Linked DNA regions of Homo sapiens: region 1 is linked to region 2. Evidence: chromatin contacts called from ENCODE Hi-C or POLR2A ChIA-PET data. All regions are on one chromosome and are shown on one strand. The core of a region is the stretch at or near the end of the contact, and the rest is flanking DNA. Distances in the headings are between cores, read along the strand shown.

The links. A loop is a pair of places that touch in the nucleus more often than their neighbours do. ChIA-PET counts read pairs that join two places held with the same protein, here RNA polymerase II (POLR2A). Pooled maps may share reads with other maps.
Region 1: a map of psoas muscle shows a loop between it and region 2 (1.8-fold over the local background). The contact joins two enhancer-like sites. A Hi-C loop is called at or near these places in 2 of 168 maps with a recorded cell type or tissue (both psoas muscle) and 4 of 50 pooled maps. POLR2A ChIA-PET finds 5 or more read pairs at or near these places in 8 of 52 experiments (A673, Caco-2, H1 and 5 more).

Annotation. Positions count from the first base shown.
Region 1 is chr9:125,342,098-125,346,979 of GRCh38, reverse strand. GAPVD1 (GTPase activating protein and VPS9 domains 1) reads right to left here. Exons shown (of 28, transcript NM_001282680.3): 19 at 4,681-4,761; 20 at 39-161. Among named protein-coding and RNA genes, the nearest start is that of GAPVD1, 83 kb to the right of the region's middle. Within about 2 kb of position 3,304, at least 2 of the 41 ENCODE cell types and tissues checked have a DNase peak (open chromatin) inside an H3K27ac peak, as active enhancers do.
Region 2 is chr9:125,294,160-125,299,267 of GRCh38, reverse strand. GAPVD1 (GTPase activating protein and VPS9 domains 1) reads right to left here. Exons shown (of 28, transcript NM_001282680.3): 3 at 3,694-3,810; 4 at 162-378. The coding sequence starts at 346. Among named protein-coding and RNA genes, the nearest start is that of GAPVD1, 35 kb to the right of the region's middle. Within about 2 kb of position 2,352, at least 4 of the 41 ENCODE cell types and tissues checked have a DNase peak (open chromatin) inside an H3K27ac peak, as active enhancers do.

The DNA of each region.
Region 1 (4,882 bases), core at 2,055-4,554, 47 kb before region 2:
TAAAAGTTTACTACTCAAATCTCTGTCATGATTATCACCTGTACTTTCATAGTTTGCCATTGCTCCATCACTGGGGCTGGTCCGTTTAATGGCATTCCTGTATTTGTCCAGAATATCCTCAGCCACCTGAGCTTGTGCACTGAGTCTAGGGCTGGGATCATCTGCAAGGGAAAGGAGAGTGAGAGAATTAGCCCCTTGGGTTTGTACCACCTCTGATGTTAGTATGACACCAGTAGCATAATCCCAAAGGCAGATTAGGAGGTAAGACTTAAAAAGAGCACATATCTCAATGTTAAGAGGCACCATGCAGCTGCCTACTCATCCCATTTCTAGGTCTGAGAGCCTTGCCAAAGCAGGAAATTGGGAAGAGTAGCTCCACCTTCTCATCATCACCAGAATGACAGTGTCAAAGTTCAGGGCAGACTGAATGGATGACGGATTTCTAAAGTGTTTGCACTCAAATCACTGTTATCAGCAATTCATGCTAACAGAACTTCCAACAGTGCATTTTTACATGCAGACTTCATTTATTCAGACATCTCTATGCTGAAGGAGGAAAAAAAACTATTCAAATTTAGACTTAAACCCCTTTAAATAATAACAAATGTCTTTTTCCATTCTTCCTTTATGAATCTCTCTCCACGCATTTGAAAACTAACAATATTCATATTCTATCTCACTAGATCTCACCATGACAGTGCTGCTGCTGGAATAGAGCACTTTTGTGCATGCAATGATGTCAGAGGCACTCCTAGAGAATCTAGACATTCTTGGGGAGTGCTGGAATTGTACCTGAGATGCATAGAGAAAAAACGTACCACAATCACAAATGCAGCACTGTTTACTGACAGGACCATTACTCTGTCAAAATCAGCACATCAAAAATATTATCCTGGAATCTAAAATAGTAGTCAACTGGGTTGTTAAAGCAAGGGATTGCTATAGATCTACAGGACAAAGTTCCATAGTGAAACACAAACTCCTGGGTTAGTCCTAGGCCAGGCAGGTGACCATAAATGTTCACATTCTGGTAGAATCCCATTTTCTAAAAATTATACAAACACATCGAAATCACTAGATTTTATATATATATATACACACACACACACACACTTATGTGTATATATACATATACGTATTTTGTGTGTGTGTGTTGTGTTTCCAGCAGCTAATAGCAGCTAACATTTATTGAGCACTTACCACATGCCAGGAACTGTGCTAAGTACCTTACAGAGATTATCTCAACTACTGATCAAACAACCTTACAGAGAAACGTTGTTATCATCCTCATTTTACAGAAGACGAAATCAAGACATAGACAGCTTAAGTAGCATGCTCATCGGCTCTTCTTTTGTTCTCATGAAACAAACACATGGTATTCATGTCTCCGTGAAATTGTAGTAAACTGCAGTTGACCCTTGAACAACATGGGTTTGAACTGCACAGGTCCATTTATACACAGTTTTTTGCAATCAAATGCAGATTGAAGATACTGTATTAGGCTGGGCACGGTGGCTCACGCCTGTAATCCTAGCACTTTGGAGGCCGATGCGGGCAGATCACCCACGGTCAGGAGTTCGAGACCAGCCTGGCCAACATGGCGAAACCCCAACTCTACTAAAAATACAAAAATTAGCTGGACATGGTGGCGCATGCCTATAATCCCAGCTACTCGGGAGGCTGAGGCAGAAGAATCACTTGAACCCAGGAGATAGAGATTGCAGTGAGCTGAGATCGCGCCACTGCACTCCATCCTGGGCAGCAGGGCAAGATACTGTCTCAAAAGAAAAAAAAAAAAAAGAGAGAGAGAAAAGAAAAAGAAAACACTACATTTCACACAGAGCTGTGAAACAAGCATATAGGGAAGGCCAACTTTTCACATACACAGTTTCCACAGGGCCAACTGCAGGACTCCAGTATGCACGGATTAGGGTATGAAGTGGGGGGGCAAGAGTCCTGGAACCAATTCCCTGAGTATGCTGAAGGACAATTGTATATAGACAGGATTCCCAAAGTAATTTAGTATTTTTGCTATAACAGTATTTGAATTCATAAGAGATTCTTAATAAAATCTGATCTGTCTCCAAATGTAAACTGATAAAGCATTTATCATTACAGAATCTTGTTTTGAAGGGGAAGTACGTTGTGGCTACTGCCTTTTTTTTTTTTTTTAATAGAAACAAGGTCTTGCTCTGTCACCCAGGCTGGAGTGCAGTGGCACATAGCTTAATGTAACCCCAAACTCTTGGCCTCCAGCAATCCTCTCACTTTGGCCTCCCAAAAAGAGCTGGGATAATAGGCATGCTCCACCTCACTCAGTTGGTTATTACTTTTCAGTGCTGTTGAGAGGTCTGAAAAAGGGACAATACAATACATTATGGCCAAACACAGTGAGAGCCACAATGTTGCTTATAATCTTTATTTCTATTAACACTGTTCTTAAAAATTTTACCCCCAGAGAATAATTAAACAAAAAATGCAATTTATATAAATCTGTAATATTTTCATAATAAAAAATTGGGAACAATTTAAATAGCCATTAGTAAGAGAACGTTTACACTGCAGTAAAACCATGACAGATTATTTTATAGCTAATAAAAATGATATAAAACCCAACTATGTCTAAAAATTGGGGGAGGTTTTATAAAATAACTTGGTAAAAGAAGAATACAAAGTCACATGCATAATCTAATTCAGTCAAGAAAAAGCCACGTACAAATATGGAAAAAGATTAGGAGATAACAGGAAAAGAACAGTAGTTAGGGTCACAGAATTATGAACAGACTGCTAGGAAATTTCCTCCTATAACATTTTTAAATTGGTTTAATGAAAACTTTCAATGAGTCATTAATAAGGACTGGGTAGAAATTTCTGGACCAGTAAGGAAGCTAATCTGCTTGAATCACAGCCAAAGAAAATAAATTACTTTATGAAAAAGACTTATTCTACTCTACTTAGCTTCTAGTTCCAGTATCAAGAACCAAGAAAAATATATTGCCTAAAGAGGATAAGTAAAATATAACTCCTTCAAACAAACAAACCATAATAATAATTTATAACTTCTTCAGAATTGTTGATTCAACATTTTAAAAACATGAGATGTCATTAAGAGTAATTCACTTTGTAAACGCTAGTGTTCTTCTAACATTAGGAACATGTCGTAAGGATACAGAAATACTTTGCCAAAAGGACAATGTCTTTCCAGCTCTTCCCAATCAGACTGGAAGGTCCTGAAGAGTCATGTGTGATTTGACTTAATACCCACAACACTTAGCACAGTGCCTGGCATGAGTCACATGGTCAACAAGTATTTACTGATTGAATAGGACAGGCTTAGCTGCTCTCAGCAGGGAACTGTGGCCTGTAAGCACATCTCCTGCTGTTCAAAACCCTTTATTCTGGGGAAATCACCATTTCAAATAAAGCAAGGACTTATATGCTAGGATATGGAAATACATATAAATATATGGAACCAACCATTAGAATAATAGGCATTAAAATGGGATTCTACCTGTAATGCTGAACTCTTTGATGAGGATGTTCTTATCCTATTATCTATCCCATTTTTAAATAAAATTGTTTAATGAAAAAAATTTTCACTTTAACTTAGTAGGAAAACAATTCAAAATCAAAAAAAAGAGGTGAGAAATGAACTTTCCTCTAGACCAGGGGTGTTCAATCTTTTAGCTTCCCTGGGCCACACTGGAAGAAGAAGAATTGTCTTGGGCCACACATAAAATACACTAACACTAATGATAGCTGATGAGCTTAAAAAAAAAAAAAAAGGGTTCCTGCATAAATCTCATACTGTTTTAAGTTTATGAACTTGTGTTGGGCTGCATTCGAAGCTGTCCTGCTGTCTTGGGCTGCCTGTGGTCTGCGGTCCGTGGGTTGAACAAACTTGCTCAAGATGCTCTATAATAGCCACTGGAAACAATACACAGCTATCAAACCCAAGACTGGGTCATTAACACTACTCTCAAACTGTCCTTTTAGGGTGCTCATTCATAATGTGCCAAAAAGCAGCTGCAGAAATACAAACGCTTAATCAGGTAAAAACCCAACCCCCAGCTGTATTTTCCTTGGGTCAGATGGCAATGTTAAAATGGTTCAAGCTGTAAAAAATTAGTAAAGTTTTTAAAACTTTCATTATAATGGTTGGCATTTATGATACTGTTTGAACAAACACTTTATCACAAAAAAGGAAACGATTAGGTAAAACAGAATTTCACTGTGATCCTGAATAATCAAGAACAAACTGTAGATGAAAATAAATGTAGAATTCTACGATCAATGTTAGAGAAAACTATTCAATCAATGATCCAAAGATACAGCATGCACAGCACCAAAACTGTCACCACACTTTCCTAAAAGGCACTGTGTGTCATCATCCCACTAGATGTTGAGTTGTAGGGTATGCCTAGAGGCTCAGGATCAGGGGCCTCATCATAAACGGAGTTATGATAATGAGGATGATGATGGTGGTGGCAGTCTGCAGGAAGAGCACACAGGTTTACTGTGGCCACCAACTGGAAACCACAGAGCTATGAAGAACATACTCCCCACTGTACACACAGACACACTCTTCTAGAAAGGCAACGCTTATGGCACCCAAGAAAAAGTGTTATGAAATATGTGCTCTGGGAATGAAGGAGCCAGGAAGTCCATGGGTCTACAAACCTGTGAGTGTTGAGAATCTGTCAGGCCCCAGATCATCTTTGTCTTTTTCTTGTTTTTCTTTCTTTCTAAATGGTATAGGAGCTGGAAATTAAATAAAGTCAGTAGTGTGACATATAACATACTGCACTACTCGGAAGTTAACTGGTGTGCCAACATTTCTAAGTGAAAGGAGGCTGAAAAGTTTAAAAGCTAAGAAATTCCA
Region 2 (5,108 bases), core at 1,103-3,602:
CAAATAAACTGTATTATAAGCAAAGACTCACCTTAACATTGATGTAAATTATCTTAAATAATGCACTTTGTTGGAAACAGATTCATTTATTTATAGTTACTAATTTATTTACAGAATCATAGTGGTTCACAAAACTTAAAACCTGAAAATCATCTCTTTACCTGGTTATGATAAGCCGATCCAAATTGATTCTCTGTTGCTTCGCAATCCATGCTGTACGATACAACTTTTCAGCTGTCTTAAGTACATCTGCATTGAGCCTCTGAATGAGCTGTTTCTCAGAGTTTACATATAAGCGTTCCTGCTTGAGGTGATGAGCCAGAGTATGAATATCTAGTTTCACCATCTTCAATGTGGGAAAGGCTCAAAGGCTGATCACTAAGAGTAAAAAGATAAAGATTTAAAGTTTATGTATGTCACTTAAGTTCTTTTCTAAAATCAAAAGGGACAGGAGAATACTTTAAGAATTCAGTTACATTTGGGCAGGCGCGGTGGCTCATGCCTATAATCCCAGCACTTTGGGAGGCCAAGGCGGGCGGATTACAAGATCAAGAGATCGAGACCACCCTGGCCAACATGGTGAAACCCCTGTCTCTACTAAAACACAAAAAATTAGCCAGGTGCGGTGGGGCGCGCCTGTAGTCCCGGCTACTCAGAAGGCTGAGGCAGGGGGATTCCTTGAACCCGGGAGACAGAGGTTGCAGTGAGCTGAGATTGCATCACTGCACCCCAGCCTGATAACAGAGCAAGAATCGTTCTCAAAAAAAAAAAAAAAAAAAAAAAAAATTAGGTTACATTTGATGCCACTTTTAACTCTAATTTTCAAATAATCTCTATCTTTTTATTACAGAAGTATTACAGGTTCAGCATAGAAAAATTGGTAAATACAGATAAGCAAAAAGAAAAAAAAGCTCACTGCTAAGGCCACCGCTTAGAGACAGGTGCTGTAAACCCTGTGTATATCCTCAAATACAATGTCTATTTGTTAACCCCAGAGTTATCCTTGACTGTGCTCTTTCTAATCACAATCAAAATATCCTGTTGATTCTATCTTCAAAATATATTTAAAATCTGACTACTTATTCCCCCCTCCATTGCTAATCACATCAATTCTCACTAGGAGGTGCATAATCACCACATCCTAAGTGATCTCGCTGCTTCCTTTCTTGTACTTCTAGAGTCTGTTCTCTACATAGCATAGTGAATTAAAAAGTCAGATCACAGCCGGGCGCGGTGGCTCACGCATGTAATCCCAGCACTTTGGGAGGCCAAGGCAGGTGGATCACCTGAGGTCAGGAGTTCGAGACCAGCCTGGTTAACATGATGAAACCCCGTTTCTACTAAAAATACAAAAATTAGTTGGGTGTGGTGGTGTACACCTGTAGTCCTAGCTACTCGGGAGGCTGAGGCAGGAGAATTGTTTGAACCTGGTAGGCGGAGGTTGCAGTGAGGTGAGATCATGCCACTGCACTCCAGCCTGGGCAATAGAGTGAGACTCTATCTCAAAAAACAAAACAAAACAAAACTTAAGTCAGATCACTTCATTCCCCTACTGGAAACCATCCACAGGCTTTATTTCATGATAGAATGAAATCTGAAGGTCCTATATGATCTACCCCTGGCTACTTCTCCAATTTCCTCTCCTACAATCCCACCCTAGTTCACACAGCTCCAGAACATCTGCCTTCTTGCTGTTCCTTGAACAGGCCAAGCATGTCCCTCTCTCAAAGTGTCCACATTTGCTGACCTCTCTGTCTGGAAGGTTATCCAGTATCTTCATTCCATTCAGATCTCTCCACTCAAACGTGTATTTAGAAAGGCCTTCTCAGACAACTCCTTCTAAAATAGAAAATATAACTTCCTAATCCCTCTTCTGGCCTTTTAAAAAAGCACTGCCCCTATCTAGCATTATATTACAGATATCTACCTGCATGTTAATCGTGCTTATTGTGAGGCTTCCCCACTAGAAGGTAAGTGACAGCAGGGCCAAGCCTTGTTTGCTTTGTTCATTCACAGCTGTAATTTCAGGGACTAGGAGACGGCCTAGTTCACAGCAGGAGTTGAATAAATATTTGCCAAAGGAATAAATGAAATCTCACTACTCTTATTTATCTAGCAGCTAAACAAACTGATACAAATAGCACACATATTTTAAAGCATTATTATTTAAGCTATGCCCTTGAATCTAGAATTTGTGCCAGATCACAAATGTTAAATCAACAACAGAAATACCTGTGGCACAGATAACAAAACATAATATTGTGTGTCTGGGCAGCAGACAGTCATCAAGTTAGCAAAAAATTTCTTGGGTTGGGCACGGTGGCTCACACCTGTAATCCTAGCACTCTGGGAGGCCAAGGCAGGTGGCTCACTTGAGGTCAGGAGTTTGAGACCAGCCTGGCCAACATGGTGAGACCCTGTCTCTACTAAAAATACAAAAATTCACCAGGCGTGGTGGCAGGTGGCTGCAATCCCAGCTACTCAGGAGGCTGAGACAGGAGAAACTTGAACCCAGGAGGCAGAGGTTGCAGTGAGCTGAAATCGCACCACTGCACTCCAGCATGGGCAACAGAACGAGACTGTCTCCAAAAAAATAGGAGAAAAAAAAAAAAAAGGCCAGGCACAGTGGCTCACACCTGTAATCCCAGCACTTTGGGAGGCCAAGGCAAGGGGATCACCTGAGATCAGGAGTTCAAGACCAGCCTGACCATCATGGAGAAACCTGGTCTCTACCAAAAACACAAAATTAGCCGGGCATGGTGGCACATGCCTGTAATCCCAGTTACTCAGGAGACTGAGGCAAGAGCATTGCTTGAACCCAGGAGGCAGAGGTTGCAGTGAGCTGAGATCGCGCCACTGCACTCCAGTCTGGTGACAGAGTAAGACTCCATCTCAAAAAAAAAAAAAAACCTAAGAACTATATGTGGCCGGGTGTGGTGGCTCACACCTGTAATCCCAGCACTTTGGGAGGCTGAGGCAGAGAATTGCTTGAACCCGGGAGGTGGAGGTTGCAGTGGGCCGAGATTGTGCCACTGCACTCCAGCCTGGGCAACAAAGCAAGACTCTCTCTCAAAAAAAAAAAAAAAGGAAGAAAGAAAGAAAGTGTTAGGATGTCTGCAACTTGTACATGGTTCAGCAAAAACATTAAGAGAATTTTTTTAAATATAGCTAAATATAAACTGTTGAACTGAGGTGGTAGGTATATAATGATCGCTGTGCTATCTTTCAATGGTTTTTGTATGTTAGAAATTTTTCATAATTAAAAAATGGGGTAAAATACTTTAGAAATTCTCAAACTGTGCCTTTCTTGCTGCTTAATTCAATGTAATTGAACAAATATATGACTGAGTTTCGCTGGAGCCTAGCCAAATCGCCTAATCTCAAGGAGCTCACAACCTAATTACAATTGAAATATTGTTCAAGATAGAAAGAGAACATAAAATGTTTTCAATGACACAGCAAAATATGAGCCAATTCATGCAATTTAGAAATTAAAGTCTTCAAACACAACTTTACGTTAAAAAATTAACACATGAGGCTGGGCATGGTGGCTCATACCTGTAATCCCAGCACTTTGGGAGGCTAATGTGGGCGGATCACTTGAGCTCAGGAGTTCAAGATCAGTCTGGCCAACATGGTGAAACCCCGTCTCTACTAAAAATACAAAAACTAGCCGGGTGTGGTGGCGCATACCTGAATGCCAGCTACTTGGGAGGGTCAGATGGGAGGATCGCTTGAACCCGGGAGGCGGAGGTTACAGTGAGCTGAGATCGTGTCACTGCACTCCAGCCTGGGTGACAGAGCCAGACCCTGTCCCAAAAAAAAAAAAAAAAAAAAAGATTGAGGAAAAGGGTTTGATAATTTAAAAAGTATACCAATTTGTTCTGCTTTTCTAAGACACCACTATAATATCAGAGGAGTTCAGGGTCACCAGGAATAGCTTAAATAAAATTTAGACATGAATAACTAAAAGTAGGAAAATTTTTACAATACTGAAGACAACAGAAAAGTACAGACATTAGGAAATAAATCAGTTTGTTTCCTGAAAAGTAACAATAACATGACCATCAAACTAACAATAATAATATTAATATCAAACTAGCATTTATTTAGGAGTTATGCCAAGTACTCTGCTATTCTTTTTCCTAATTGAACTCTTACAACCCTGTGACAGGTGTACTCTCATTATCCTCATTTGACAGTTGAGAAAAGTATTGACATATCTAGTATGTAGCTAAGTCAAGATTCAAACAAACTCAGTTCTGTCTGACTCGAAAGAAGCACTTGCTCTCAATCAACTAATCTAAACATTTTGTCAGTAACATCTACTTTAATTTCTAGTTCTGTTAAAAATTTACTCCTTAAAGTTCCTGTTACCTATTGGTTTTTATAGAACTTTATTTGGCTTCTGATGACATCTACTTCATTTGAGTTTACACCCAAATACCACACAAAACATAGTGTCTCCAGCCCTTATCTCTTGACTGAGCTTAAATTCTTTATTTCCTCTACCTGCAAAACATCTGAATATCAAGACAGAATTTCAGAATTGAAAAGTTTATTAAAAGCCATTTCTCTCAGCACCATAGGAAAGTTTGAAAAAAAAAAAAAAAAACCATTTTAGCTGGGTACGGTGGCTCACGCCTGTAATCCCAGCATTTTGGGAGGCTGAGGCAGGTGGATCACAACGTCTGGAGTTTGAGACCAGCCTGACCAACATGGTGAAACCCCGTCTCTACTAAAAAATTCAAAAATTAGCCGGGCATGGTGACACGCGCCTGTAGTCCCAGCTACTCAGGAGGCTGAGGCAGAAGAATTGCTCAAACCCAAGAGGTGAAGGTTGCAGTGAGCCGAGATCACGCGCTGCACTCCAGCCTGGGCGACAGAGCGAGATTCCGTCTCAAAAAAAAAAAAAAAAAGCCATTTTGGCCGGGCGCAGTGGCTCATGCCTGTAATCCCAGCACTTTGGGAGGTGGAGGCGGGTGGATCACTTGAGATCAGGAGTTCGAGACCAGCCTGACCAACACTGTGAAACCCTGTCTCTACTAAAAATATAAAAATTGGCCAGGCACAGTGGCTCACGCCTGTAATCCCAGCACTTTCAGAGG